Regions from separate parts of the Homo sapiens genome. Here regions 1, 2 and 3 are each linked to region 4. A link is a loop called in an ENCODE intact Hi-C map of the cell type or tissue named here. Cell type or tissue: mammary epithelial cell. All regions are shown on one strand. Region 1 overlaps LOC105374318 (a long non-coding RNA gene). Region 2 holds the start of LOC105374318 (a long non-coding RNA gene). Region 3 has its middle 51 kb from the start of TDRD15. Region 4 holds the start of LOC100507562 (a long non-coding RNA gene).

Region 1 (8,000 bases), 70 kb after region 4:
TTTAAATTCACATTCTTGTTGGTCACTTACATTTCTTCGTTTAAAAATGGTTTATAAACTTTATATATTTTCTACTAAGGTACTCATTTTTATGTTGATTTATAAAAGGGCATTTAACTGAATTGGAATTAATTTTGTTACACGAGGTAGAAATCTAACCTGAGTATGCTCTTCAAAGGTAAATCAACTGTTCTGGTTCTAATTGTTGAATAATTAATTTTTCCAAGGATCTGAAATACTATCAAATCACATGAATGTATATGTAATTTAGGGATGTTTTAACACTTTTTATTTCATTCATTTTTCTATTCTGTCTTTTACAATACTTTTTCCTCTTGAAAGATATCACTGGATTTTTCAGTTTTGTACATTGTCATAAACAGTAGGGCAGGTAACATGTATGTCTTTTACACAATTTTCTTGAATAATCTTCACTCATTCTCCTAGGTGAACTTTAGAATAATCATATCAATTTTTAAATAAGCAAACACTGTGACTTTATTTGAAATTGTGTTAAAACTATAATTTGCAGAAAGTTGACATGGTTACAGATCAGTCTTTCCTATCTATGCGTAAGGTGGATCTCTCCATTTATATAAGACATCTTTTATACTGCTCATTAATGCTAAGTGGTTTCCTTATACATCTTACCTTTTTAATTAAGATTTCTTTTTGGGCTGGGCATGGTGCTCATGCCTCTACTCCCAGCACTTTGGGAGACTGAGGCTGGTGGATAGCTTGAGCCCAGGAGTTCAAGACCAGCCTGGACAACATGGCAAAACCCCATCTCTACTTTAAAAAATACAAAAATTAGCCGAGTGTGGTGGCACACACCTGTAGTCCCAAGTACTTGGGAGGCTGGGGTGAGAGGATCACCTGAGACCAGGTAGGTGGAGGCTGCTGTGAGCCATGATCTCACCACTGCACTACAGTGTGGGTGACAGAGTGAAACCCTGTCTCAAAAAAAACAAAAAAAAAAAGGAAAAAAAAAAGACATTAGATTTATTTTCCTTGCTCATGTGAATAACATCATCATCTATTATTTTTCTAATTGGTTAATGTTAAATTATGGGAAAGAGAGTGCTTTTTAAATGTTTGCTTTCTATCTTATCAACTTGCTAAGCATCCTTATTAGTTATACGTCAGGTGTCCTAGGCAAGAGACCCTAACATCAACAATAAATATAATTTTGCTAACCTGTTTAACACATATTCAGTATTCTGCATATACTACAAATAATTGAATTGTTCACTTTACATGAGCAAATTGCATGCAAATTATATCTCAAAGCTATGAAAAATAGGAGAGGGATGAGAGGGATAAAAATGCAAGTTCCTCTTGCATTTTTCTGTCCTGTCTTATTTCATTAGTGAAAACTTCCAGAACAAATTTTAATGATTGTGAACATGCTTATCACGTTCCTGTTTTAAAAGGAGTGCATCTAGTGTTTAATCCTTGACTCTGCTAGTAAAGCCTGGTTGGCCACACATTGCAGCACTTCCCATTGCTCCCTCATTAGCTTAATAATCTCGGAATTGGAAATGTGTGTAACCAATAAGCAAAAGGAATGGATTCTCGGTCTGTATTGTTGCCATAGGAATTCTTCTCCCACATTTTAAGCTTACTGGTTTATTAATATACACAGCCTCTAGTTCAGTGGTTCTTAATCCTTGCAGTACACTGAACTCGCTGGGGAGCTTTTAAACTGGTTGAACCCTGGGGCCTCTGCATCAGGTTTTTTTTTTTAAAGCTCCCCAAACAATTCTAATATGTAGCTAAGTTTGCAATCCACTGTCATCAGTTTTCAGACTTAAGTAAGCATAAAACTCAGCTGAAGGGCTTGTTAAAAAAGGCAGAATCCCAAGACCCAGCCCTTCCTTCCCAAATTCTGATTTAGTATGTCTTAGGGAGGGTCTTTTATCTGTATTTTAACACATATTTTGAGAAACACCTCTTTTGATTATTATCTCTCTAGAGGACTGCAACCCTAGCTACATATGAGCATCATCTGGAGAGTGTTGACTGACTCCGGATCCCTGAGTGCCCACTTCCAGGCATCTTCATTTAATTGCAGATGAAAACTCCAGTTCCTGGAGTGCTTTCTTTTCGTCACAACCCCTTCCTCTACTTGCACTACTGAAAAAAGCCCCCTCACTTGATCTGCTTCTGCCCAGAACCCACATATTTAAATTGGGGTTTATATTCTCTGAGCAGATAAAGAAAAATAAGTAGTAATTGGGTGGACTAAAACATTCTCAATTTCTTTTGAAAGCAGATTTTTCTGTGAGTTCTCCATTTAGTGTAGCCTTCTCCTAACTTTGCTTCAGGGCTATGGGTGTGCCGCTTGTCCTTCCAAAAATAAAGGTATCAGCCCCAGCCCATGCTCAGGATTTCCAATCAACTACAGATCTTATCATAATTAATCCAAAGGCATCTCAGACATCATCACAAGTCACAGGTTAATTCACACTTTTAGGCTATTAGGCTTTTCCATGTTTTTCTCAGAATGCATGGATATTTTAGTAGGAAGTACTGAGACTGAGTCACCACTTTTTTTTTTTTTTTTTTTTTTTTTTTTTGAGACAGAGACTTGCTGTCGCCCAGGCTGGAGTACAGTGGCTTGATCTCGGCTCATTGCAATCTCCGCCTCCTGGGTTCAAGCGATTCTCCTGCCTCAGCCTCCCGAGTAGCTGGGATTACAGGCACGCACCACCATGCCCAGCTAATTTTTGTATTTTTAGTAGAGACGGGATTTCTCCGTGTTGGCCAGGCTGGTCTTGAACTCCTGACCTCAGGTGATCCACCCGCCTCGGCCTCCCAAAGTGCTGGGATTACAGGCTGGAGTCACCAAGTTTTATAAAACACTACCTTGTGGGGAAATCACAATTTATTTTTGTAACAAAAGTTTATTGAGGGCCAGCCTGTGCCAGACATTGTGTTGTTTCCTATAAATGTTATTTCTCATCAACGAGTCCTGTATTTTTTCTAATGGGTAAATTAGAAAGCCAGGACTCATGCCAGGACTCAGGCCAAGGTCTTTCTGTTTCAGTACAACTGTCACATGCTTCTGTGGCTGAGGGGATGGTGTGTAGATGGGCAATGGTTCCATCATCCTGTGGTTCTACTGCACATGGAAACTCTCACCTGCCTGCTGCACTAAATGGAGCGAGGAGGAAACTGATCTGAGCAATTCAGACAAAGTGGAATTTGTTTTGCTGCAAATGATTCAAATCATTAAATTCAACAAATACCCATTAAGCCTCTATTATGTGTAAGGCTCCACAACCCTTCGCAAGCACCAACTATAAATTAGATTTGTTTTATGTGAAATCTTCCCCCGTTATTGCTAGGCTGAAACACCATATTTTCATTTCTGTTCCACTTATTCGCTCTTTTAAAAAAGAGATATACATTCTCTCAACTGTGTTAAGATCAGACATCCCTGATGAACCAACTTCTATTTCAGAAAGAAAGAATAAGGGCAGGGTGTTGGTTTCATGAAGCAGCAGAAAGCTCTGCAGTGATGATTCTTCACTGCCTCTCTAATCCCTCTCTAAACTGTCCTAAGTTGCTGGATCGTGTCTCTCCTGAGCCCTCTGCTGTCTGGGAATGCTGATTTCTCATTACCCCGAAGTGAAGACACCACAGCCCCATCTGTTCAACCTCAGTGCTCTCCATTCCCAGCTTGGCTTAAAAATGCAAATTCAAAGACAACTTCCCCACCTATGAGGTCAGTATAAGGCCTCCTGGGTCACTGTGTCCTGCCTACCAGAACAAGCCATATAAGCAACTCTAAAATATGCCCCACCACTGGTGCTAGGCAGTGCTTTCTTTCCAAGGTGGTAATAATAAGGGGATTATGGTTTAATCAGATCTGATCCAAATGCCTCTCTGGATCTCCCTTTTGAATATGCTCCATTGAGACCTTGCTTTTGCCACACGATATGCAGAAAGACAATAAGGAGCTTAAGATAGACATATATCTAAGCCCCCTCTGAACTAGAGAAATCAAAATTGCAACAAATTCCTCCCAGTCCTCGGAAGTCTGAGGCATCAATGGCGACAGGCTGGGGAAGATGATTTGTTCTGTATCCACCTGCAACCCCTGTAGATGCTGTAAATAATAAGAGCTTGCTCTTTGACCCCCTTCCACGCCACTGAGATCAAAAAGCCAGGCCCAGAGAAGGTGCCCAGAGTGGTGCATTATTAGCTCCTTATCTCAGCTCACTTTATCCAGGCATCAGGAATCAGATACATGAAATTTAGCTCAGAGAATTCAATCATCATGGAAGAAAATAGAAGTCAAAGACTCTGATCATTTATTTGTTCAATAGTTATTTCTTGAGTACCTACCCTCTCCCTACCATATGTTCGAGTGCCTTTCAAAAGATACCTAAGTCGACTGCCTTTCTAAAGATGGAGAAAAACAGTAGGGATCATCCATGTCTACCCAGGGCTTCTCATCATGGTCAGCGGTAACTGAATACAAGGCCATCTCTGTCAAGATGGACGTACTTAGGGCTTAAAAATAGTGCCAAAGGAATATGAGGAGAGGGAGGCCTCAATATGCTGGCTCCCTAGTGAAGACGGTTTGATCTGTGGAGAAGGATGGGCAGGAGAGTCAAATGACAGAAAAGAAGGCCTTTGGATGGTTACTTTGTCCCCCAGTGTAGCTCCCTGACTCAACTGCCTCCTACAAAGAACTGAAAAAGCTAAATTTAATGACTTGACTTAGCAGGAAGAGTCAACAAAGTAAATAATTTCAAATCAGGGAATAAATAAAGAAGGGGCCTTCAAGTTTAAAATAATCACTGAAGCCAACTTTAGTTTTAAAAATATTTAGAACACCTATCAATACAATGGAATATTATTTGACCACAAAAATGGAGTAATGATATATGCAACAACATAGATGAATCTTGAAAACATTATGATAAGTGAAAAAAACCAGTCATAAAAGACCACATATTGTATAATAGATTTACATGAATTTTCCAGAATAGGGAAATCCATAGTCACAGGAACTAAATTAGTGGTTGACAGGAGCTAGAGGTGGGGGAAAATGGGGAGTAACTGCAACTGGGTATGGGTGTCTTTTGCGGGTAATGAAAATGTGCACAGGTATGTTTATTGCAGCACTATTCACAATAGCAAAGACTTGGAACCAACCCAAATGTCCATCAATGATAGACTGGATAAAGAAAATGTGGCACATATATACCATGGAATACTATGCAGCCATAAAAAAGGATGAGTTCATGTCCTTTGTAGGGACATGGATGAAGCTGGAAGCCATCATGCTCGGCAAACTATTGCAAGGACAAAAAACCAAACACCGCATGTTCTCACTCATAGGTGGGAATTGAACAATGAGAACACTTGGTCACAGGAAGAAGAACATCACACACTGGGGCCTGTCGTGGGGTGGCGGGGAGTGGGGAGGGATAGCATTAGGAGATATACCTAATGTAAATGACGAGTTAATGGGTGCAGCACACCAACATGGGACATGTATACATATGTAACAAACCTGCACGTTGTGCACATGTACCCTAGAACTTAAAGTATAATAAAAAAAAAGAAAATATTATAAAATTAGATAGTGGCAATGGTTGCACAACTCTGAATATACTACAAATCATTGAATTGTTCATTCTACATGAGCAAATTGCATGCAAATTATATCTCAAAGCTGTGAAAAAATAGGAGAGGGATAAGAGGGATAAAGAGAGTGGCTTATAGAGTCATTGTTGAGGCTAAAGGTCAAAATATTGATTAACTCTAGAATTCAAGTTACATATGCTTGTTAAAATTTCTAGGGTACTCACTAAAAGAAGAAAAATAGAGTGTAAAGCTTCTAAGATGAGAAATGTAATAATAAAACATAAAATAACTCAAGAGTAAGGCAAGAAAGAGGAAAATATAGAACAGACAAAATAAATAGAAAAATTAGATGCTATACGGCCAAGTGCAGTGGCTCATGTCTGTAATCCCAGCATTCTGGGTGGCCAAGGCAGGAGGATCCCTTGAGCCCAGGGGTTCCAGACCAGCCTGGGCAATATAGTGACACCTCTTCTCTACAAAAATATATTTTTAAAAAATTAGCCAGGTGTGATGACATGCACCTGTAGCCTCAGCTACCTAGGAGGCTGAAGGGAGAGGATTGCTTGAGCCTGGGAGTTCGAGGCTGCAGTGAGCTGTGATCACACCACTGCACTCCAGCCGAGGTGAATATTTGCTTAGGACACCCTTAAGCCTCCCCTTACCTTGGGTCTAATATGTAATCAGTAATGACGCCTTTTGATGCTTCTCCATGTTACCATTCCTCTCTGTGCCTATCTCTACCACCCTAATTTAGGACTGTGTCACAGCTTATCTTGGGAGCAAGACCCTGTCTCAAAAAAAAATATGCTATAAATAAAAAACACAAATAAATATGTTGAGTATGAATATATACATAGAAATCAATATATTGTGTAGGAATATCAGTAATTATGAAAAATATTGACACATAAAATATTACAGTTAAAAGATAAAGATCGAAGACGATAAAAATAAATTCAGTTTTGTGTTATTTATTTAAATTCAGTTTTGTGTTAGATATGTCCTACATATCTAAGACATAGGATACCACAAGATTGAAAGTAAAATAATGAAAAGATATATATACCAGATAAATATTAAAAAAATAATACTGTATCAATATCAGACAAAATTGACTCAGGGAAAAATATAACTAGAGAGAGAAAAAAGGTCACTATATAATGTTAACAGTTTCAGTTTATCAGAAAGTCATAATCACTCTTAATACATATGTACCTAATATATATCCTGAAAATATTTAAAGCAAATATTTCTATACCTATACAGAAAAATACACAAACTACCACGTTAAAGATTTTGTTTAACAACTATCTTGGTAGCTATTAGCCTAGGCAGAGGATAAAACCATTAAGAATATCAACTGAAATGATACTATTAGCTGCCTCACACAATGGACATTTCTAGAACATTCCACCCAACAATTAAGACAATGAAATCTTTTCAACCAAAATCAACAATATATTGGACCATAAAGAAAATCTCAACACATTTCAAAGGATTTGGTTTCATGCTAAATTCACAAAGCAATTAGGTAAGAAATAGTAGCTAAAAGATAACTAGGAAAACTTCACTTTTGGAAATACAAGCACCCCCTCCTAAATCATTCACACATCAAAGACAAAATCATATTACGAATTCAAGAATATCTAAAACTAAATGGTAATGCTATGTAGCAATTTCCTGCATTATGAAATGCAATTAAAACGATCGTGATAGCAAGACCAGAATCTCAAATGCTTATGTTGGAAAAAGAAAAAAAGCTGAGAAGTATTGAACTAAGCAGCTGTCTTAGAAAGTTAAAAAAAGAACAGCAAATTAAACCCAAAGCAAGTAGAAACATACAATAAAGATAAAAGCAGATTAATAAAATAGAAAAGCAATATACAAAAGAGAGGGTAAAACAAAAGCTAGAAGTTGGCTCCTTGTGAAAAGTAATAAAATTAACAAACGTCTAGCAAGATTGATCAAGATAAAAGGTACAGAACACATGAATAAACAATATTAGGAATAAAAAGGGGAATTTAATTACCAATGCCACCAAAACTAATATGATAAGAACAGATTATCAGGAGCTTTATGCCAAGAAAAGGGAAACTTTAGATGAAAATTAACTTTAACTCACCAAAATATCAAAAAATGTAAGGTGAGCAGAAGGAAGCACTCCAAGAGGGCATTGTCCGAGAAAGACTTGAAGGTAGAAATGGCTTTGGCTTTGTGGGGGACAATCACTGATTTGTTCTATAAGAACTAAAATGAAGTCTGTGTCACACTCCTGGCTAGCTATTATAGGAGACAGAGGAAGTCAGCTTGAATATTACCCCTAAAGTGCTTACAGCATGGTGGAGGGTTTAAGGAATGTACATGATATGTAATGGAAGGAAATGGAAGTTATTCGA
Region 2 (8,000 bases), 79 kb after region 4:
GGTTTTCAGATGATAAAACTGAGGTTCCAAAAGAAAAATATTTCCCCCAAGGCCTGTAGCTTTAAAAGGATGACTGACAGCTAGGTCATCTCCTACCAGGTAGGCTCTTTCCCCTCCAACCACATGCTGCCTCTGGGCAGATAGATTCTGCTTGGAGCTCCACGAACCACTGTGGGGCCTGGTTATTCATGCTTTGTGATGCAGCCTGCTTCCCTAGGTTGCGGGTTATTCTCGCACCATTTCCAAAACCCTCCCCAAAACTCCTTTCTGGATCCTAGGGTGGAATTCATTCTACAACTCTGAGGATCAGGATCAAGGAGCTCTAATTTGTGAGAGAATGGCCCTGGGTGGCACAGCAGTATATGATATATTCTTTGCGTGAAGAGCAAGGTAAGAGTCACTAAAAGGCTTGGCAGAGCAACCATCAATACTCACCCTATGTGAGATACAAATGATACCCATTGGTGTAGCACCTGCAAACTGTAAGCAACTTGAGGACAGAGACCAGTCTTCATGTAGCTATGGGCCTGACAAAGACAAGCAGAAGGTGTTCAATCAACTAATTCTCAGCTGATAGGCTATGGGAATGCAGCATTCTAGATAAGTTTACTGTCATTAAATAAAATTGGGCTTCCATTTTGTATCCATTTTAAATGGACAATTTTTCACAACGCATGACACCCACACTTCCATCTCTTCTACTTTTTTTTAATAACTTGTGATCACCAAGTTGCGTATCTTTTAAAAATGAACCCTGATGTAATACAGGAGGAAGATTGAAAGGCTTCTGACTTTGTTCATGTGATAAATAGCCCCAGACGGCTGCTCTCTTGAGTTTTTCTGTCTGCCTTGGATGGTCTTCCTTTCTCTCTTGTGCAATCTGGCTTCAGCTGCCACTTCTTGGTGCTCCTTTCTTCCCTCACTCAGGTATCCCAGGCACCTCAATATCCAGAGGCTGGAAGAAACATCTCATCTGCACATTTTGAGAAGAAATGGAGCTGCACAAAAGATACAGTCACTAAAACCATCTGTGTGGGTCAAGAGTGGGATTAATCCTCATCACGGGCAAAGTCGTCCCTCTGGGCAGAGTAGCCCCATATTGGAGGGCGATCATACACAATAGGGAAGTTAAATTTAGTTCAGTATAGAGATGGTCTCCCCTGGAAAACAAAGAACCAGGGTTTTTTTTTATCCTTTTTAAATTTTGTTTTATTTTTCAACTTGTTTGACTAAACTGCTTCCTCACACTTGAGAGATACAGACCAGACAAGCCCCTGTTTTTCTGTTGTAGCCAATATTCTCATTATATATATTGCTAGATTAACATTGCCTTATTGTAGTTTGATACTATGGTAATACATCAGCATTCTGTATACCCTGATTATCCAGAACACAAATTTTAAACAGAAAGCTGTCTGTTGCCTGGATTAAGGAAGACATAGGATTATCTTCATTGCTCTCACCCAGAAAACTATATATAATCAGTAAAGACATTAATTTGTCATAGTATTTATTAAGCTTCTACTGTGCATCAGGCACAGCATTATCTAAGAAGATGCTGCCGTCTAAGAAGAATCAAAGTGGGACTGCTGAGTTGGCCACTGAGGGCTTTACTGCCAGGTGTGGCTGATGGAACTGGATGTGGTTTTGTTTGTTTGTTTGTTTGTTTGTTTTTAAAATCTTCTTGGTCTGTACTATGTCAGCTCTTCCTTCTTCTCTGTTCCACATTCTAGTGACACGAGGTGGGGATTCTTCTCCTGAGGTTAAAGAGAGTACCGGGGCAGCAAGATGCAGCGTCGAGGCATCGGGACCCAGAGCAGTGGGCAGATTGTTAGAAACAGGCGAGTATTTGAAGAAAAGAGAAGTGTGAGCTTGAGTTCTGAGACAGGCAGCAATAAGTTAAGCTTCCTTGCTGTTCAGTTTGAATCACTTCTTTGGAAAATCAGGTTCCATGATGTATTTTCAAGATTGAAAATTCAATCACCTTTGCTGTCTGACTTCATTTGACCTGGCAGAAAAGAGGATAAGGAAATGGTGGGGCTTGCAACTGTCGCTCTTTAGAGACAATAAGCTCCCCACAGGCAGGAACAATGTCGTATTTTTTTCCTGCATCCTCTAAACACTGAAAGCAAGGTCAACTTTGCACTGAGTAGGTGCTTAATAGGTCTCTTCTGTCTTATTTTTTTAGCTACACCTATATATAAAAATATTTTTAATTTCAAAGTATGTACATCACCTTATAATATTCAAAGTACTTTCCCACACATTAGCGCCTTTGAATCTTATATTACAAGGCTACCTAGTTTAGTGAACCAGCTGGACTTGGCAGTGTGCAAGCCAAAGGTAACTTTCTTCTATCTCACTGCTGACCCTTTACACCTACTCCGTAGAATCAGTCTTCCCTGTCAGATAAAATCCTGGACAGTTCCTACAGCATTTTCAGTTACTTCATGATTTGGAAAGCCCCAGTCAAGTTTAATATTAAACTTTCAAACCCTCATTCAATATAAAGTCTCTCCTGTTGCCAAGCTTTGGTTTGTCCCAGGCTCAGAAATCTACATCCTACATCAGCAGAGTTGGAGGGGTGTGGACAATTTCAGATTTGGTTTGCTTCACCTCCTCCCTCACTGACCATTTCTGCCTTCTCCATAGTCAGGTGAAGGGAAGGGAAAAGAGATAAGGAAGGAAAGAAAAGGCCTCTCTTGTCAGGCAGAGTTGTAATCTAGTGTTGGTACCTTGAGTGTAGTAATTGTCCATATGTTGGACTTGATCCTTTCTCTCCCAGGTTGCTTTTGTGGGTATTTAGAAATTCTCCTCCACCCCCCATTCTCTGACTGCAGTTCCCTAGTACAATCTCTAGCTAACCCCGCAGGATGCTCCATGGCTTCTACAGCTAATAGTGCAGTCCTTCTGCAGAGCCCACCTCACCCCTAAGCAGGACGCCTCATGGCCAAGGTTCTTTTGCAAGATGGCCCACGGCCTCCTCTGTCCATCAGACTCTACATCTGGCCCACAGAAAACAAGCACCTTTGCCCCACTGTGGTGGGAGGGCAGCTCACTCTATGGTAGCCCTGTCCCTGCTCTGCCACCGCAAGGAACTCCAGCCAGCTGCTCACCTGGGATTTTCTCTGGTTGAGCCACATCCCAGTACCTCTCCCTCCTAAAGTTCACTAGCCATACGTCAAGCTTTCCTGATCTTTGTGTGAAGCCCCTTCCCACTCAGCTTTGAGAGGAGGAAGGGGCAGAAGACAGGACAGGAGGGAACGTTCTGCACACTAACACTCTATCTCCAAAGAACTCTCCGCCTCTCCATTCTCTCCTAATTCTTTACTTAGCCTCCCACAATATAACTTGGAGGAAGGTGATAGCCAAGATTGACCAGCTCATTGTGGAATCACCCTTCAGCGTGGTTTCCCAATTTTGGGTCAGAGAACACAATACCAAAGTCAAGTTAACAGGAAATGTCCCTATTTTAACGATTCGTTAAAAAAAAGGCAAAATTGAAGAGATGAAAGGGAGTAGCCATTAATTTTTTCACTTCCGTCTAACAGGTAACGGAAATAGGCTCCGGCCTTAGTTTATACTGCCACGAGGGGGCAGTATTGAGACTTAAACGAAAGTTGGCCTCAATCACCACGTCTACTGCCCAGAGCTCTCTGAGCCCCCTTGCTTCACAATATGCCCCCTGCTCATCCTCTCCCAATTAAGCACAAGACAAGAGACCTTGCCTTCAGACACCCTGCTGAGCCCTGAAACTGGGCACAGCTGAAGGTTCATAGGGAAAGCCGTACAGGCTGAGTGTCCAGCTATAAGCAATCCTAGAACTAATGGTGATAATAATTGAAAACAGTTACATAGCACCTCTAAGCACTGGTCTAAGCATTTAACATCTTTTAATTAATAACTACATAATCCTTAAAACTATTCCCATGAGGTAGACACTGTTATTATCTGCCATTTTACAGATGAGGAAACTGAGGTACTGAGGGGTTAAATAGATCATCCAAGATCATTCTATTAACTTACAAAGGCAGGCTTCTAGGCACAATTTCTGATGCTTTAATTCTCAGACTTTAGTTAGCCTGAGAATCACCTGGGGAGCTTGTGGAAACACAGATTTCCAGTCCTTCCATTTAGATACTGACTGTGTATCTGGCTTGCAGCCATTTTAACATACCCCCTGTGATTCAGGTGAAGGTCTGTATGCACTAGGGCCTGGTACATCATTTATCCAGAGACAGACTTAGAACTGTCCTCATAACTGTGCGACACCATGGTAAGTAGGCCAAGGATGGACCCATCAGCAGCAACGTGCCAAGGAGAGTCAGTGTGAAGGGCAACTGGAAACTTCCTCAATTCACTCTTTTCCTCTACTTTCATAGTACTGATTGTTGAATAAGTGACATGTTTGTTGAACAAATGAACCTGTTCCCAGGCCCCTGAAGAGTGTGAAAAGAAGTTTACTTTTAATATAGTTTAAAAACACTCCGTAATCTAAAAAATAGCTCACACTATTAAACAACTTCAGCAAATCTTCTGCACTACCTGCCAAGGTCATAGTTTCAATCTCACCTTCAATTATTGATAGATTGCCTGATAATTTGAGAAGAGAGAAACAGACTTTTTTCAAGATTTGGAAAAGGAAAATCCTTTTAATAAGAGATTCCATCCTGATTACATAGCTCTTATCAGGAAATCCCTTGAAAGCTGAATTCCAGAAGGTAACTATTAAAAATGCCATTGAAAAACTGGAAATTATCTGCTTACACAGCTTAGAACAGACCCAGAAGGGATAGTATATTTGGTGCAAAACAAGAATTAAAGATTGTTCTTGCGGCCAGAACTGGACTGGAAGTTTTGAACTACTTTTGCCCCCACAACTCCACTTCTTTTCATGGTTTGGCAATAAAATGCTCAAGGAAGCAGATAAGAAGGCAGAACGCTGGCCATTTTTGACTGAGGTAATGAATGTATTATTAATGATGCCACCATTCAAGATTTTCAACAACAGTGAATCAAACTGTGTTATAGAAATAAAAAAGGCTCAAGCCTGGAGCAGAGCTTGGCCAAAGGACAAGGAAGAGATGTAACAAGGCAGGAGCCAAAGACTGGACATGGATTCGCCTCTTCTAATGAATACCTAGACATGGGGGTCCTAAGGCTCTGGAAAGACTAAGTCCGGGCCCAGTGCTTCAAAGTCAAACTCAAGAGTTACATCAGGAGAAGCCACATTGCCTAAAATCTACATTTACCTATTCTTCCTACAGGGGTCCAAAAATACCAATGGACTTCTGCCAGCAAAATTTCAACTTGCTCAGCTCTGGCCACATGACCCTTGAAAATGGCCCAACCTATCATCTGATTTAGGACTGCTTATTTCTTAAACTTCTTCAGCTCACTCTGAATGAAAATGTTTTCAGAAGCACTTCCAAGTGTAAGACCAATTATGCACATCACGGGAAATTGATTTGCCTGTGTTCCTCCATCCCCCCACCCTCTTCCTACCCCTTCACTCAGTGTTGGATTTCATATCCCTTCACCACCACTTTTGGCTACAGGATGGGGGAGAAGACTTCCAGGCTTTCAGGCTGACCTTGGAGAAGTTACTGTCTCCCTGGGACACATAACAGACATTGACACAACAAGTGAAGGCCAAGCAGAGAATGACCTTGCTACTTTTTGTGTCCACTTGGCCTGGCTTTCAACCACTGGAATAGGAAAAAGCAGCCCCAGCAGGACCTGTGGGTCACAAAACCATGCTGGTTCTTCCTGGTGGTACCTTAGGACACTTTGTTGACAGAAAATTCATAAATGGTTTGTCTAATGTCTTTACCAAGTATCGAGAATAAGCTACAAATCAGACATTATTGTGATCTCTTGTTTCTCATTATTAAATAAAGAAACTACAATTTTAATATATCTTGTTGAAAAGAACCATTTAAGCTAAATATGAATATGGCTTTTATCTAGGATTAATGAACTGAATATTTTAAACTGTCCAATTAGGAAAATGTTTGCCTTTGAGGCACTAAAATAAAAGATTCAGGTTCCCCTGACCGCTACTCTCAGATCAACACCCCAGTGAAAGAAAACGCTATGTAGGTATATACACATTAATTTTTCTTTCTACTGAAATATGTGTTTATCATACATGTATTCATCAGCTTTCATGAATGCTGTCAGATGTGGAAAATTAGCTTTTGCATTTACTAACTCCTCCATGGGAAAGAGGTCCCTCATGTGTTTAACAAAAAGGAGCTTTATTGTTTATGAGATTGAAAAATAAATGTTGCCATGGCTTTACAATCTGGTGATTGGTAATCAGTTTTCATAAATGACCATGAATCACTTCTGTGCTGGCCGGGCTTTGTTTGGAATATGAGATGGCTGTTCTGTCTTACAAGTAAGGAATTATTAATGTACCCTCCCTGGAGGGTTTCAATTTCACTCGTACAAATAGCTGTATATCTACCAAGTGTATGTTCAGTGTGCCTATCTATGAAATTTAAAATTATATGCTTTGTGTAAAACAGAATATATAATAGACTCTGAAATTGAATAAAACTTATTGGACTCATTTTTTATCCTTTGTGACATTTTTCTAGTAAAAGAGTTCAGACAAAAGGCACTGCCACCAAGGAGCCAGGAATGCAAAGTCCTGTCCAATTTAAATAATCACTCCTTTCTGTCATGTTTTACAAAGAGATGTATTCAAACATGCTCTTTGGGCATTTCTATATTCTGTTCTTGGTTTTCACAAATATGAGCAGGCAAAGATCCCCTTTACTCCTTTTGTATGTTTTTGCCACTTTAAAAAAAGTATAATCTTGGCGATTGTCTCATTATAAAAATGAGAGGGCATTCTTCTGAGATAAATAGGACAGAGGCCTGGCTCACATGGATTTTAATTTAGTTCCAAATTTCACATCCCTCTTCTTCTCAACAAATAAGGTAAGAAATAAAGTCCGAGATAATAAGGAGTTCATGGCGAATCCAATCATGCCACCCACCTTTCTAAAATCCTTCAGTGGGATCTGGCACGGTGGCTCACGCCTGTAATCCCAGCACTTTGGGAGGCCAAAGTAGGAGGATCTCTGGAGGCCAGAAGTTCAAGGACCAGCTAGGCCAACATGGCGAAACCCATCTCTACTAAAAATACAAAAATTAGCCAGGCATGGTGGGGCATGCTGGCAATCCCAGCTACGTGAGTGGCTAAGGCATGAGAATCTCTTGAATCCAGGTGGCAGGGGTTTCAGTGAGCCAAGACTGCACCACCGCACTCCAGCCTGGGCCACAGACTGACACTCTGTCTCAAAAAGAAAAAAAAAAGTCCTTCATTGGTTACCTATATCCATATGGCTCAAACTTGTTAGCATGGCCTACAAGGCCTTTCCATGATCCACCCCTTGAAAAACCTTCCAACTTTCTGTCTCCCACTCCCCTTTACTGATACCTCTCTAGGCATGTGAACTCCTTTCATTCTGGGAATGCAGCTCTCTTGCTCTCTCTCTCCCCTACCCCCAACCCCATCCCACCCTCCCTCTTTCCCTTTCCAGTTGGATCCAATGTTGTTGAATGCAACACTACATAAACTCTTTGCTAGTGGTGCTGGCTGGGCCCTGTAGGCGGGAAAATCTTATACCCACACAAGTTCTATGTGTTTATTCCTGTGAAAGGAAACTGCTCACCTCGCAGGATGAGAGGGGTCCAGTGTTATCATCTTGCCACCAGTGGCCACTTTATATTTTCAAGGAATGGTGCAATTTGAGTGTTCAGCACTGGCCTCTGTTGCTGGCAGGCTGGACATTGGTGGTGGGAGTAAATAGATTAGCCTTGGTAACTCAGAATCCGTGTTGCTGAACCCAGGTGTAGCATTCACCTCTGCCATAATGGCCATTCTGTTCATGTATCCCTCAAGCCAGCACTGAAGTAACTGATGACAGAGGCTGGCTGCCATCATCCAGCTGAGTCATTTTGCCTATTTGGTTTTTTAGTGCCTC
Region 3 (8,000 bases), 220 kb after region 4:
CACTAGACATTTTAGTTTATTTCCAGGTTTACATGGCAATGGTTGTTGGGGTGATGATATTAAGATTTATCGAATTATTTGATAATGCCACAAAGTATAGAATTTCTTAGATAAGAGGGAGAAAGTGATCTGAAAGAGTAAGCAAGAGTATTTAGGACTGATGAATACTTTGGGTCTCCCACTCCTTTTTACCCTGTATGTCTATTGAACATCCTCCCAGTCCAGTAAACCATCCCCATATCCTTTTAGTTTTAAGCATAAAAGTGCAAGAATTTCAAAATCCAATTTGTTTTACTAAAATCTGAAAGATTTTTTTCAAGCAAAAGAAAAAAAAACTTTAAATCATCCTTTTAAAAATCTCTTTATCTTTCACATCCAATCTATCAGAGTCTTGATACCTCCATCTCCAAAATATATCCCATATACATATACTTTTTACCATATTTACCACTACTACTGTAATCTAAACTACCATCATTGCTCACATAATCTTTTAGATGAGAAAAAAAAGTAAAACTGCTTCTTCACATTTCATCAATTCTATACATTATTCCTCTGCTTGATTTTCCTAACAGCAATTACCATTATCCAAAATCATATTGCTCATTTATTGTTTACTTCTCACTGTCTGTCTCCAAAATGAGATGTTAAATTCCATGAGAGTTGAGAGCTGACTCTTTTATTTACAGATATTCTCCAGGTCAGGGACAGTGCCTGACAAATAGTAGATGCTGAATAAATGTTTGCCAAATAAATAAATAAATGAATCCTAAAGTATTCCTCAATATTGGGATTACTAGTACTCACTATCCTGTACTTCAGTCAATTTCTATACTGTTGTTTCGGTGCATTTGATGTAAGCAGTTTTGAGAGGGAGTATGTAGATTGAAACTGATTCTTCATGTTGATTAATACTACATGGTTACTGATTAACCTTATTGGTGTTCAATTTGTATGTAACTATTAAAAGAGAAAATGATTCTATTAAATTGTATTCATGATGTACTATAAAGGCAATGAATGAGTTACATTATAAGAGGTTAAAATAACAATACCCTCTTTGTTTTTCTATTTGCCCAAGAGGCTATTTTGGTTTTGAACATTAAAATGCAAACAATTTTTAAATCAGATTGGTTATCTAAAGTCTGTAGAAAACAATGACAGAAAATAAATGATACTATAGTTTTTTACAAAACCAAAACTGGAAGGTTACAGAAACAAAATTGAAAGGTTCATCAAAAAAATTTGCTAATTGCTCTCTCGGTAACAATAATTCTCAGTAAATAATTCTTTCACTGAAGACCTTGGGAAATAGGATCCCCGATCTCAAGGAACTCAAAACCTATGTAAGATCAAAATCAATAAAATTAAATACAACATAAGGTGAAAAGTGATTTAATACCGTAGTCCCCCTTATCTTCAGGGGATAGTTCCAAGACCTTCAGTGGATTCCATAAAACCATGGGTCATACCAAAACAGAAATATACAGTCATCCCTCAGTACATCTGGGGGATTGGCTCTAGCACCCCCATGAATACCAAAATCTGCAAATGCTCAAGTCCTGGATATAAAATGGTGTAGTATTTGCATATAGCCTATGCATATCCTCCCGTATACTTGAAATTGTCTCTAACTTACTTATAAGACCCGATACAATGTAAATGCTATGTAAATTTATATTTACATTGCCCAAGAGGCCATATTGTTTTATGTGTATCATTTTTTATTGTTGTCTTGTTATTTTTATTGAAATAAAAAATATTTCAATAAAATATTTTTGTTATTTTTGTTGTCACATTTTCTATCTGCAGTTGACTGAACCCATCGATTTGGGTTGTGGATGTGGGACCCTGTACTATGTTTTTTTTTCCTACACATACATACCGATGATAAAGTTTAACTTGTAAATTAGGCATGGTAAGAGATTAACAACAATAATTATAACAATATACTGTAATAAAAGTTACGTAAATGTGGTCTCTCTCACTCTCTCAGAATACCTTATTGTACTAGACTCCCCTGTTTTTGGACTGCAGCTGACTGCAGGTAACCGAAACAGTGGAAAGCAAAACTACACATAAGAAGGGATTACTGTAACAGTGCAAACAAAACCATGACAACACGAAAGAGGTGGCTCTATCACTTTTGCTAGAAGAGTTAAGGAAGGCTTCAAAAGTTACACCTGAGCTGAACATCAAGTCTAGAATCTAGGTAGGGTCAGGGTCAGGAGAATTCGCTATGCTAACGAGTTTGGATTCTACCCTGCACTCAATGCAGTCTCTGACAGATTTTAGTTGGAAAAAAAAATACAGCTGGGTCATTTTTGTTTTAGGTAAATTAGCTTCATAGGATTGCAGAGGGCCAAAATTGGACAGAAAAGAGAGCAGAGGCAGAGAGAGCAATTAAAAGGTTATTGCTGTTTGTGGGGTGAAAGAAAAACAGAGCAGAGATCATCAACCTCTTCGTAAGGTGACGATGAAACAAAAGGCAAATTTCTCTTCTAATGTTTAGGTCAAATAGCATGTAAGCTATGAACTATTTTTCTCCTCCTGGCATTGGCATAAAGAGATTTTTTTGTGTGGCCACTGCTGAAAGTAAGGTAAATAAAACTCAGTGAGTAAAAATTGAAAAATTATTTAATTCTCCCTTCTGGGGTGTTTCTTCTTTCAAGTATGAAGAAATCCTATTTGCTAAGAACTCCAGAGGAAATGTATTTATTGTTATATTTAGGTACCTCATGTGGTACATGTAGTCTCCACATTACATGGCACTGTGGAAAAATGATTCCAAAAATAAAAGAGATAGAGTGATAAAGTCAGCCAATGTCCCCATTCATTTGGGAATGAACAAGCAGATCCAACCTGCCTGGCCAGTTAGAAGATCCTTGCCACCAAAGACGTTCTGAAATCTACTTTATGACTCTTATTGTCTCTCTACTCTGCTGTGTCAGGAAGGCACGCTGTAGTTACACCTATTTTATCACAAGTTATTTTTCCCTTCTGAACTCTTTCCTGTCTGGCCCTTTTCCCCTCTAACACATTTCCCTTGGCTCTAACATTCCATCACTCAGCATTACCCGCACATTTTCACTTTCTTCAACAGCCTGTTCTCTTCTGACCTTACTTTACCAGAGAATCAGCTAAGAACCCTGATCTTCAAATACATTCGCCTCTGGTTGCTTTATATTCTATGATTCTTCTCTAGTACAACTTGCTAACCACTCCACACCTTCCTTGATATAGGTAATAATATCTCTAATGAGTAAAGTTGCTAGAAATATACAAATGAGGAGTAAAAAAAATGCATTTCAGTTTAAGCATGTATTCTTAAGGTTACTTCTCTCGGATAGTCAACCTATCACAAAAAGTCAGTACTGGGTCTCCATCTGGTGGCCAAAATTTCTACTTTTAAATTCTAAAAGATATCTTTATTTTTCACTCCATCTTCCTAAGAATGACTTATCAAAGATGAAATATATGATGAATTATCCTAAAAGGAATGCACAATCAAATTAATAATTCAGAAGGTTATAAGTTTAATAATGCACAAATTAAAGACATCCTTAGAAAATACAGTCCAGCAATCTTAAAAATGGAGCCCAATCTCATGCAGAACAACAAATAAGAAAGCAGATGTACTCTAAATTGAGCACAGAGAGAAATTCGGTCACACTCAAAAATTGCATTTTAAAAGGACATATTATATGTCAGCAATTTCCCTAAGTACAGGGATTACAGTGAAAAAGACAAGCAAATTTCTTCCTTTAAAAAACTTACATTCTTGTGGAGGAAGATAAAAATATATCTGCATTATAATGTGAGTTTGGCATTAAGGTTATGAAGTAAAATAGAGTAAGGAAACAGTTACGGAGATGAGAATATGTTACTTTGTGAAGAATGGTCAGGATTCACCTCTATAATAAGACAATGTTTAAACAATAGACTTAAGTGAGAGATGTATATATTCCTGAGAAAAAGTATGTTGGGGCAGCAATGGCGTGTACAAAGGACCTGAGGCAGAAACGTGGTTAAAGATCTGTACAGGAACAGTGTGGCTAGAGAATGTGAGTAATGGGAATAGTGGGAGATGAGGTCAGAAAGACAGTGAAGGGCCAGATGTGCAGGGATTTGCAGGCTGTACAGATTCTGTGAATTTTATTTAAATGTGGAGGAGAGCCCTTGGAAGTTTCGGACATGATCACATTTGGGTTTTCATTGGCTCCGACTATGTGAAGAACAGACTTGGTGTGTGCTGGGGGGTGGGCAAAGGGAGTAGCAGAGAGGCCGAAGAGCAGTCTGTTGCAGTAATCCAGGTGAGAAACTGATGGTGGAGTGGAGGGGGTAAAGGTTAAGAGGGCTGTGTTTTAAAGGGAACGCCAATAGGAATGCCTGTGGGATATGACAGAAAAACAGCAATGAACAATAATGCTAAAGTTTTTGTCATGACAACCAGGTGAACCAGAAGCCAATCACTAAGGTGGAGAACACTGGGGAAAGAGCAGGTATGGGGGAGGAAGACAAGAATTAAATTTAAAACATACATTTAAATTGCCTTTTAGGCATCCTCGTGAAAATGTCAAGGACACAATAGAATATACGGGTCTACACTTCAGGGGAGATGTAAGAAATGAAGCTATACACCTCAAACAATTGGTTGGCACATCGTATCGGTAAATGGAAAAATATGGATGTGTTCTTCAATATAATCCACGAGAAAGAGTAAAACACATCTTAAATTGAAGGCAGAATAATTCAGAACATGTGGGTAAACTTTTTAATTGAGTAATCAGAGCTCCTCCTACATGCTGACCATATATCCTAAGCACCATAATATACGAAGAAAATACACTGGCTAACATAGGGAGACCTTGTCTCTCCAAAAAGTAATCAGTTGGGTGTAGTGGTACATGCCTGTAGTCCTAGCTACTGAGAAGACTAAGGAGGGAGGATCCCTTGAGCGAAGAAGTTTGAGATTACAGTGAGCTTTGCCCGTGCCACTGCACTCCAGCCTGGATGACAGAGGAAGACCCTGTCAAGAAAAAAAAAAGGAAGAGAAAGAAAAGGTCCAGTCACTGCCCAGAAGCTTGTAGCCCTAGTAGAGTGATAAGATAAATGAACTTTTAAAAATTTAGCAAGAAACAAACATTTGCTCAGTATGTGAGAATAAGCAGGATGGTAGAAGAGAATAGGTGAAGATACCCAGGAGGTATGTAAAGAGATGAAGGCCGGAAGGATAAAGGTGGTGACATGATCAGACAGATGTGTTACAGAACAAAGCTTAATGTCATTTTTTCAAAAATAAAATAGATTTAATAATTTAATTTCATATTTAGGAAAACTATTCTAAATATTAAATCACATGATTAACATTTCAATTATGTAAAACAGTCAAGCAAAGAGATACTCCAGAAACGGAATTTTATACATCTTCAGACCAACATTTCTAGATTTGAACACATGTTGCCCTAGCTGGCTGCCATCGCTCTCATAATGTAAACTTTTAGGTACTGATAAAATAAGATTACCAGTTAATACATGATAAAGGTTAGGCTCCATATGATAAGAATATAAGCATACTGTATAATAATTTCTTTCTAGGCCATAAGATCAAGTCAAATTGATCTTATCTTGGGTAAAGTTTGCTGACAGAAGAATTATATAGATAATGTGGCTAATATGGCTCCTGCTGCATGATATATGTTTAAACCAACAAATATTTGCCGAGCCCTTGTTACGTGCTGATCCCTTGTTAACTATTAATGATTAAGGTGAATGAGATAATCTCTATCCTCAAGAAATAAATATATAATCAGATATATCAACAAATAAATAATATTGCATTCTAAGAACTATCTAGGGTGGGGTGGGGGTAGTACCTAAATCATTGAATGTTTGCTAAATAAACCTAAACCACAGCTGGGGTGACCAAGGAGTGTTATATCAAGCACAGGAAGCAGAAACTGGTAGAGACCCTGTAGGGGGCCATGATCCCATTCCGTAAAACCATTCTGTGTTCTGGAGCTCTGGGCCTAATATGGGAGGAGGAGCCTAGAAGATCTTTAATATGCCTTCCCGACCTTTCTCCCATTGTCTTGATGATTCCTTCTATCAGTGCTAAGTTCCTTAGCAAATGGTAGCTGGACCATGTCCTTGGTTTCTTCTCCCAAACATGATTTTTCACTTTACAAGGCTAGGCTGAGAGTTTTCCAAATCTTTCCACTCTGCTTCTCTTTTCATTATAAATTCAGTTTTTAAGTCATTGAGCTGTGGCGCAAGTGGCCCCAGGTGCAACTTGACCTGCCACTCCAGAAAGAACAAGCCATAAACCTTGGCATTGTCCACATGGTGGTAATTCTGCAGATGCACAGAATGCAAAAGCTGTAGGGGCATGGCTTTCTCCACCTAGATTTCAAAGGATGTCACAGACAGCCTGGAGGCCCAGATAGAGACTTGTTGCAGGGGCAAAGTGCTACAAGGCCAATGCCAAATGGAAATGTGGAGTAGGGGCTGCTTCAAAGAATGTGAGATAAAAATAGCCCCTTTATCAATGAAGATGGACCCTAAGGTTAAGGACAAAGCTACCTATGGATGGAGGGTTCAGGACCCAGCTGGCATGGCAAATTTCTAAATTTCTACAGCTCGAAACTCCATAACTGTAGGAGCTATCAGATTACTCCTAACTCTGATTTAGAGCCCAGACTGTTACAACTCTGATTGGACAGAGGACCAGCCCTACAAACATTCTTTTCTGATAACTGCAGACCTTAAGCCAGTTTCAACCAAACTTCCTTTGTGTCCTATGGCTCACCTTTAACATGAACAGCCAAATTCCATCTCATTTTAATGCTAAAATCCATCCCAAAGTGAACATGGGATGTATGTTACATATATGTTTACTCATTGCACATGTGCTCAGCTCCCCTCATAAATATGTATAGCTTTTCCCCAAAACTTGATGAACATTATGATACTATTGTGTGATACAGGCCCTATGAGGCATAAAACCCATTCGATCCTTCCTCTCTTCAGAGAGCACCTTCGGCACATGCCAGGGACCATCTCTTCCCAGTCTGCAAAGTGGTATCACCAAGAGAGCTCTCATTTCTACTCTTTAGCCATCCTTGTGGATGACAAGAGTCATGCTGGACACCATAACTCATACCATATAGTTCAACAATGTATAGCTAATCACTAACCAATATCATTTTGCAAACTAATGATAATTCCTAACAACCTTGTATTAAGCCATTATTTGTACCCCTCTTTTCCTTTAAAAATCTGTTTGTAACAAAGGCTGAATGAAGTACATCCCAAGGCAAATTGGAAGTGTTTCCCAGGCAGCTGTCCTCACCTTGGCTCAAATAAGCTCTTTAAAATTATATTTGTTGTCTTAGTTTCTTCCTTTAGATCAACAAGACTTACTTGGGACCTATTTACCCTTTCTTCTTTCCTGTTGCTCCCTTTTAGAATGTGAATGTCTATCCTATGCCTGTCTGACCATTGTATTTTGGATGTAGACAATTTATTTTGATTTCACAGACTCACAACTGGAGGAAAATTTGATTCAGAATGAGTTGTGTCTGAAGTCTCGAATGAGACTATGGACTTCTGAGTGACCCCAAATTTCATGCATTTGAAACTTAATACCCAAATTCATATACTGATTGATGGTGGGGCCTTTGGGAGGTAATCAGAATTTGATAAGATTATCAGGCTGGGGTCCTGATGACGAAACGGTGGCTTTAACAGAAGATAAAAGGAGACCTGAGCTGACGCACATTCTCTTGCCCTCTCTCCATGCAATGCCCTCTGGCATGTTATGACACAGCAAGGAGAGCCTCACAAGATGCCTGTGTCATGCTCGTGGACTTCCCAGTCTCCAAAATCATGAGCTAAATAAACTTTTCTTTATAAATTAGTCAATTTATAATACTGTTATAACAACAGAAGATGAAATAAGACATACATAAAAGGGAGATCATGCAATATTTTTCTGCCTG
Region 4 (8,000 bases):
TTTCAAAGAATCTGCAAGAAGAATCTGTCACCCCTTCTTCTGGGTCTTCATTGAACTCTGTTCTTCATGGATCCTTTGGAATATTTAAGGAACTGTACCACCATGACTCACCTCTGCTTCTGTATTAGCCCCTAACAGCCATGGATCATGTTTGTTTACCTTTATATACCTAGGAACTGTAGGTTGAATACATATTTGTTGATTGAGAAGACTAGCCAATTTGTGATACCAGGGACATGACACAGAGGGTAGCTAATTCCAGGCCAAGGAGGACAAGTAGCCATCTCATTTCTTATGTTCTGTATATTATATAGGTTAGTGAATGGCAAAATATCACCTGCAGGCCAAATGTAACCTAACACCTATTATTGTAAGTTACATTTTATTAGAATACAGTAACTCTCTTTTATTTACATATTATGTACGGTAACTTTCACCCTATCATGGCAGAGTTGAATAATTACAACAGAGACCATGTGGCCCCTGAAGCACAAAATATTTACTGTCTGCATCTTTAAATAAAAAGTTTGCTGACCTCTAATCTAGTCAGAGTTGGTTTGATCAAACTTTTAAAACGTACACAATTTACATAACTTTTCCCCTGGTTACTCCAGAAAAAGGTGCAGGATAGGCCCATAGTCAAGGATTGCTGGGCAAGTGAATATAGAACAGTCCAAAGGAGATCCATTAAAAGATACAATACCTCATGCTGAGCTTTTCAAAGGAAGGCTTTTTTTCTTTCTGACAGGATTTATACGATTCTGTTTAATATCAGAGCTTGACATGTTAAATGAATACTCCATTAAGGAGATTATAGCAATGAGCATATTAAAATGTCCTGCAATGACATTCATCACTGCTTCAACATATATTTATTGAGCACCTAATATATAAATAATCCTTCTTATGATGATAATAATTCTTGTATCAAGCTCAATATTTTAAAAGTACTCCTGTAAGTCAGGGTCGACAGAGAGTGGGCTCTGAGATACAGAGTAGCCTACAGGAAGTGTCTTGGGCAGTGCTCTCAGGATTAATATCTAGAGGGAAAGAAAGGCAAACAGCTCTGGGGAGAGGAACATCTTGCACTGTTGATCTTCAGTGCAATCACAACAGTCTCAGCTGACCCCACAGGGAAATCTGGAGCTGGAATGCTCTTCCAGAATTGTCTGCAGTTGGGCTTTATGTCTCTGCAATGACTGGCCTTTGAGGAAGACTGATTGTGGGAAGGGGGCTCTTCACAGCCAAGGGCAATTCCTGGAAAGGGCAGATAGCTGTGAGCTGTAAGGTGTAAGCCATAAGCTTGCCTTAAGGGGAAGATCAGGGCAGCACAATCTTAGGTCTACTATAATCTACTCTTGTGCCACCTAGAGTCCTTTTATAAAAGTTCCAATATCAGCTCCTCCAGGATTCATGGGGGCCTTCTTTTCCTGGGTAAACTTATAATAGAAACAATAGTCGGTCAAATTACAGCTTCTGCTGCTACAGCTGGTCTCAAGGCCTCAACTGATACTAATCATCTCCATCCCTATTACCCATTCTCAATTGCCTTACCCTCCATCAGCACTTCTGCTACCTAAGTGGCATGATCCAGGCCCTCCTCTCTGAGGAGTCTGAGCCTCTGGACATCATGCCTTTCTCAGGCCATGGCTGCCATCTTTGTCCATTTACCATTAAAGTTAGGCAAAGGGGTGGAAAAAGTATTTTCCCTATCCTCATTATAAAACAGTAGCCTTACCTTCTCCTGATTATCAAGGTCACTTGCCCCTGACTTGATGGCAACTCCTTTCCTTGCCTACTCCCTTTGTACAAAGAGCCCACAATGCCTGGTAGCAGCTGAAACTCAATGTTCAATGGAACTCTTGTCAAGTCCACTGGTACAAGCACATCTCCTTTGGAAATCAAGACCTAATTTTCTAAATCCACAGAGCCCAGAGTTGTGGGAGCAGAAAGCCCTAATTCCAATTCCAACAAGTAGTTTTCTGGGAATGATGATGAAATGGGCCATTTCTTCTTTTACCTCTTGTTTCCCAGACTCATGTATTCTACCTATTTGGGACACAGCATTCATTTACCACTCTGACCTTACCTCATTACCATAGTTTCACCTCTTTTCCTTCTGATTGTTAAGCACTACCACCCTACTTTTATTATTCGGGGGATCTTATGATACTATTACTGTTAGTGAAACTAGTTCTTTATTAGGGACAGCCACCAATAGGTTCTGGGAGATGCTGGTGCCCTTTTTATTTTTTTTTTGATGTATCTCATATTGCTTTGAGAAACAGAGCATCTTCTGTGTCCTCTCACTAAATATAACCACATGGTGGACTTTCCACATTAAATAGTACATAGTATTCTTACATGCTCATTTTTCTGAGACTTTTGATCCACCCTCTGCCATAGCAATTCTGGTATTTCTGCCTTACATGATTTGAGCCATCAGTTTCTTCATGCTTTTCAGAGCCATCCTAACAACATGTTAGAACCCTCTCCTGGGGGTCTTGCCAGGTTGTTAAATTCTGTATCACAGACGAGTGCATTCATATTAACAAATCCTCCCTCATCCAACTTAATGTTGCATCCCCCTCACTTCAGCACTTTCAGAATCCACTCACATATGTATGCAGCTCTTCTGGTTCCTGGAGATCCATACTCCTCCTACATTTGAATTAAGAAAAAAAATAGTCCCTTTACATGTCTAGCACCTTCTTAGCCAATTTGTTCAAACTTTGGATGAAGACATGAGATGAAGTCTGCCTCCAGGGATGCAGGTAGTAACTTCAGGAGAGGGAGCCTTTTGCAGCCAAAGGTGATGCCTGAAAGAGCTCACAGCTGGGGGCCATCAGCCAGCAGAAGTCCTGACATGTAGGGAAATAAGTTCTTCAATAGCAAAGGGAGCTGGCTCTGAATGGCACAATCCAGCATCCACTACAAGTGTTTTCCCAACACCCTCCTATATGCCTGGATGACGATAAGACCTGTCTCCCAGGAGGTTAGTTCCTGGCAGCAGGAGATCTAACAGGTATGAAACTTCTCTAATGGAAAATTGTGCAATCAGACTATTACAACAGAAAGGGAATTCAGAATTCCATTCTGTCATAATGAGGAAACCGGCCTGGTGGTCAAGTGACTTACCCAAAGCTCAGATGGTTTATGGCTGAGACTAAAAGCTAGATTGATCTTGAACCCTGCTCCAGGCATCTTCTTGAGGTAGCTTTTAGCATCAGTTTACCCTTTTATAACACCTGTTCAATTCAGAGGTGGTACATAAATAGTAAGATGAAGACTTCTAGGAGCCCAAATTCCCATCCAGTAAACTACTTACACCAGGGTGAGGTGGGGGATGAACTCCCCCATTAGGCGCATCTCACTAGTGGCACAAGCACTGCAGATGAGTCTAACAGTCAAAGCGGGTGTGGTCTAATGCCTGCCCCTGGTATGCAAGGCTCTGGCTCGTTGTCCTGCAGGGTGAAACGTTCCTATAAAAACAGGAAGGAATTTAGTGGTTGCCTTATCCAACCTCCTCACTTTACAGGGGCAAACAATTTGTCCCAAATCACACTGTGAATTGTGATAGAGCTGAGAACAAAATAAAAGCTGGAGACGGTAAAATACTTGTCCTGCAGGAGTTAATCCTAACTGCTAGTGGGGAACAAACTTGTAACTTCTGTAACTGAGAAAGTAGAAACCCAAGAGCAGAGAGGACACACTAGAGCTTCACACAGAACTCAAATGCTGCCTCTCTCCAGCCAAAAGGCCCTAGATGGGGCAGATGGGCAGTTGCTGGTGATGCTTCACCAGAGAGAGGATGAAAAAGGAGAACAAATTCAGTTCAGTGTTTCCCACTGACTCTACCCCAACTGGTGTGTAAGTGTTTGTGTTTGCATGTGCTTACGTGTGCATGTGTGTGTTAGAGACAGACAGTGACCACTAGAGGTCCCAGAGCTGCCTCTTCCTGGGGCATTAGACCTCATGCTCTAGTCCAGCTCCAGCCAACCATCCGCAGCAGAGTCCAGACTTTCTCCTCTCTTCATGACTCCCCAGGATGGAAGAGCCCCTTTAGGATTCTCCGGGGCACATAGTCACGTCTTGATTATTGTATATTAGGGACAGAAGTATGACATGTTTGTGGGAAAGCTCAGTACACAACTGGAGCTTGCTCAGGGGAGGGTTCCCAGGATTGGGGAAGATTTGAAGCCCTGATCTAGATAATCAACTTTGAAAAGGGAAGCCCTAGGGTTGGGGTAGGTCAAGCGTGTTTCAGTTTGTCTGAGGGGTAGCCACGGAGACCTGTAGATGTCTCCAAAGAGCATGCAAAGGAATTATAGCAAGGCAGCACTCGGCTTTTCCTAACCTGTGGCCTCCTAGTACCTGTAGAGCTACTTAGCAGTGCTGAATGGCATAGTCTGCTCTTGGAAGAAAGTAGTTTCTCAACCCTTGAAATGTTCATAAACCATATGTCAGTAACATTGCCAGTGGGGGTTCTAAATTGGGCTGGAGTCTTCAAGAGATGGATGCTTAGGTGCCAGCCAACAAGAGATTCCCGAACACTGGCTTGCCTCGGTGGAGAAGCAAAGGGCAGAGAAGCAGCTCCATAAATAATACAAGCTCCTTTAGTCTCCAACTATTAAAAGTATAAGATTCTCCTCTATTTCTCACCCAGGCAGCATTGTGCTGACACTCAGTCCCACATATTTCTGCTTACAAACCCTAGGGGTTAGGATTCCACTCCCATCTCAATGCTGAAACAGTGCTCACAACTACAACTTCTCTACATAGAACCCTGAACGTACCCCTGTGAAGTCACCAGTGATTTCTTAGACTTTCAATGTGTTTATTTATCAATTTAACAGGTATTTAAAATGACTATTATGTTGTCTCCCCTCTCTAACATGTACTGCAACTTAAGCTAATAAGACAGAGAAAATTCAGAGATCACGTTTCAAGAGAATATGATGTCCTGGCTTCTGCTGACTGTGCTCATGTTAAGTGCTAGATGTTTATGAAAAGGAAGAGATGATCCCCTGGGGTCATTTCAGAGTCCTATACCTCCTTATTAAGAACGCTCAGAAAGAGAAACTGGGTTCAACCAGGAACCCAAGATACCCTTACTCCCACCTTCCCACTTTCAGGGAAATTAGGTTAGGAAAAAGAATTAGCCAATCACTTTTGAACATTAAAGTAATTCAAATAAATAACTTATTAATTAAATTACTGATAAAAGCTCAATTGCTGGCAGTTTGAAAACTAGATTTCTAAGAAGGAATAAGAAAATAGAGGAGACCTCAATCAGAGTTTTGCAAATAACCAAATCCCTGGTACTTACAGAGTACAGAGGTGTCACTCCCTACAATGGACTGAATATTTGTGCCCCTTCAAAATTCATGTTAAATCTTTACCCCCCAGGTGACGGTATGAGGAGGTGAGGCCTTTGGGCCGTGGTGATTAGGCCATGGGGGTAGAACCCTCATGAATTGCATTAATGACCTTCAAAAAATGAATTTGCCCTCTTTCTGCCACATGAGAATACAACCGGAAGGAAGCCCTCCATAGAATGCAACCATGCTGGCACTCTGACCTTAGACTTCCAGCCTCCAGATCTGCAAGAAATAAATTTCTGTTGTTTATAAGCCACCATGTCTATGGTACTCTTTTGTAGCACCCCACACTGACAAAGACACCCCCACAGCCAGTGCCACAGGTAACGAGTTGGAGTGAATGCAGTCAGGACCCAGAATCAACTGCAGCTTGGGGTCCGGGCCCAGAAGACAGACAGTGTCTGCGGCGGGCAGCCCGGCGCCCAGTCTGGCAGTTTTATAGAAATATGGCTCCTTCTTAGAGTCATAAAACACTGGGATGCACAGGACCCTAAGACTCTGAGAGCAATTTCCTCATTTGACGAATAAGGAAACAGCTTAGAGTGGTTTGACAAGTTGCTGACGTTCCTAAGGAAGTAATTGTCAGAACGTGACTGGGTCCCATTTTATCTGACCCCAGGGTCAGTGTGTTTAATCCATCGTATCCCACCATCTCTCTAAATACCTCTTTGGGTAAAGCTGGCACTCAGACAGCATTCTAAGGGGAAGCCAGCACTATCGCCATCCATCACCAGCCTGTCTCCCCTCCTGTGACCCCCTGGCACCTCTAGGAGCAGCAGGACCAGCTCTGTCTTCTGACTCCCCTGCAGCTCTGCCCCGGCTGCCTCTTCCCCAGAGGACTTGCTTTCCTCACTCTTTAGTGTTCATCTAAATGGTTTTCTTGAAGGAAACTCACCTAAGCAAGATGATTCTCATAATTCTAAGGTGGGTGCTTTTCTGAGCTTAAGCCTCCCCAGAATTTAATGCAAAGCATCTCTCTGGGTAAAATGCAGAGCTGTTTTGAGCAGGAATGATTCCCCTGTGGCCCTTACATTCCCACACTATTCCCAAGTCACAGCCTTCAGGGTGTGACCCTTTAAAGAGATTTCCCTTCCTCGGTGCAGAGCCTCTCTGAGAAGATAAGAGCCACAAAACAGGCAGCTCCACAGACTAAGGCAGTGCCTCTCAGAAGCCGGCTTCTGCAAGACAGGAGCCACGGTGGAGGAGTAATCAACTCTCCCTCCCATGAGGCAGCTGTGCAGAGGTCGTGTCTAGAAAAGAAAAAATGTCATTACTGCCCATGGGAGAGTGTAATGACCCAAATTATGGCCTGTCAGATGAGGCAGTGCTTGCCCCAGGGAGGCTGCTGCAGCAGGCACAGCTTACAGAGGAGGTAGGAAAGAAATGTGCCCCTGGGCAGCCTGGGGGACATGGGACTTTGGTTTCAGCTGCAGACTTCTGCTTGCCCATTCTGAGGCTATGAAGCCCCCTCCTGGGAGACAGGGCTTCCTGGGCTAAGGGGAGAGGGAAGCAGGGTAATACACACAAGCTACCCTTTAAACAAGGCCACTTGACGTGGCTAGTAACCATCCTCTTCACCAACATCTTTAAATAATTCTTCTTTTGTTGTTTATTACAGATTTTAATCTTCCAGAATTTTTATAGAGGATAGAATGGTATAAAAAAAATCACTCTTACTTGAAGTGATGTGGGGAGTGGAATAAAATGGAAATTGAATTCACACTAGAGACAAATAGGGCTGAGTCCCAGGCCCAGTTCCATCACTGGCAACCTTGGGCAAGTGAGTTTCCTCTCAGAGCCTCATTTTCCTCATAATGTTACTTTATACAATGGCTCTAGGGATTGCGCATCCATTCATTCAAAAGATATTTACTGAGCACTCATTCTAGGCTGGGGCATACTCTAATAAGTAAATAGTAGTGATTTTATAATAATAGTAATAGGAGCTGTTACTGCAGTTGCTGTAGAAGAGTCATAGGGATATGCATTGATTAAGTGTCAGACACAGTTCCAAGAACATTACATCATTAACCCTATGAGATTAACGAGCCTTTGCAAAGATATGGGGATCCAGGGACCCTCTTATACTTCCAGAGGGAATATAAATAGGTAGAACCACTATGAAGGGGCATTTGACATCATCTAGCAAATTTGGCAATGCACACACCCTATGATCCTACAATTTGGTTTCTATTTACATGCCCCGAGAAGCTCTTGCACAAATGAAGTAAGAAGCATATAAAAAGATGCTTATCATAGCACTGCTTCAACAGAAAACACTGAAGACAAACTAATGGCCCATAAACCAAATGTATTGTGTTTACAGAAGAAAATACTTCTTCAATCTATCTGTCTGTCTACGTAGATCTTAAAACCTAACTACAAGTGTTGCAAAAGGAAAGGTACATTATGACAGCATTGAAGTAACTCTGTAAAATGCACATAAACATTACCATATATGATTTTATGAGTATATCTATATGACGAAAAAAAGCAGTTATGAACATAGAATGATACTCAGGAAGCTAATGACAAAAATGAACTAATTTTAATGGAAAAAAAATAGACATAAAGGATTAAACCAACTTAATGGACCTAATCCATTGCCAGGCACAGGTT

What was found. Hi-C counts contacts between places; a loop is a spot of excess contacts. Peaks named below come from ENCODE experiments on the same cell type or tissue, not always from the same donor. Only the 100,000 strongest peaks of a DNase experiment are listed, where the experiment ranks them.
Region 1: it touches region 4 in a loop (13-fold over the local background); 5 of 110 quality-filtered maps call a loop at or near these places.
Region 2: a loop joins it to region 4, with 12 times the contacts of the local background. A loop is called at or near these places in 5 of 110 quality-filtered maps.
Region 3: it touches region 4 in a loop (6-fold over the local background); 10 of 110 quality-filtered maps call a loop at or near these places.

What each region holds. Positions count from the first base shown.
Region 1 is chr2:21,321,953-21,329,952 of GRCh38, reverse strand. All of the region lies in intron 2 of LOC105374318 (a long non-coding RNA gene), which reads right to left. Among named protein-coding and RNA genes, the nearest start is that of TDRD15, 200 kb to the right of the region's middle. In mammary epithelial cell, a CTCF peak has its summit at 3,595 (motif pointing left); no DNase peak of the experiment used is centred here.
Region 2 is chr2:21,312,930-21,320,929 of GRCh38, reverse strand. It overlaps LOC105374318 (a long non-coding RNA gene), which reads right to left and starts at 6,809. Exons shown (of 3, transcript XR_939801.3): 1 at 3,117-6,809; 2 at 436-527. In mammary epithelial cell, a CTCF peak has its summit at 3,591 (motif pointing right); no DNase peak of the experiment used is centred here.
Region 3 is chr2:21,171,401-21,179,400 of GRCh38, reverse strand. No RefSeq gene overlaps it. Among named protein-coding and RNA genes, the nearest start is that of TDRD15, 51 kb to the right of the region's middle. In mammary epithelial cell, a CTCF peak has its summit at 3,365 (motif pointing left); no DNase peak of the experiment used is centred here.
Region 4 is chr2:21,391,503-21,399,502 of GRCh38, reverse strand. LOC100507562 (a long non-coding RNA gene) reads right to left here and starts at 3,040. Exons shown (of 2, transcript NR_188506.1): 1 at 2,619-3,040. In mammary epithelial cell, a CTCF peak has its summit at 3,926 (motif pointing right); no DNase peak of the experiment used is centred here.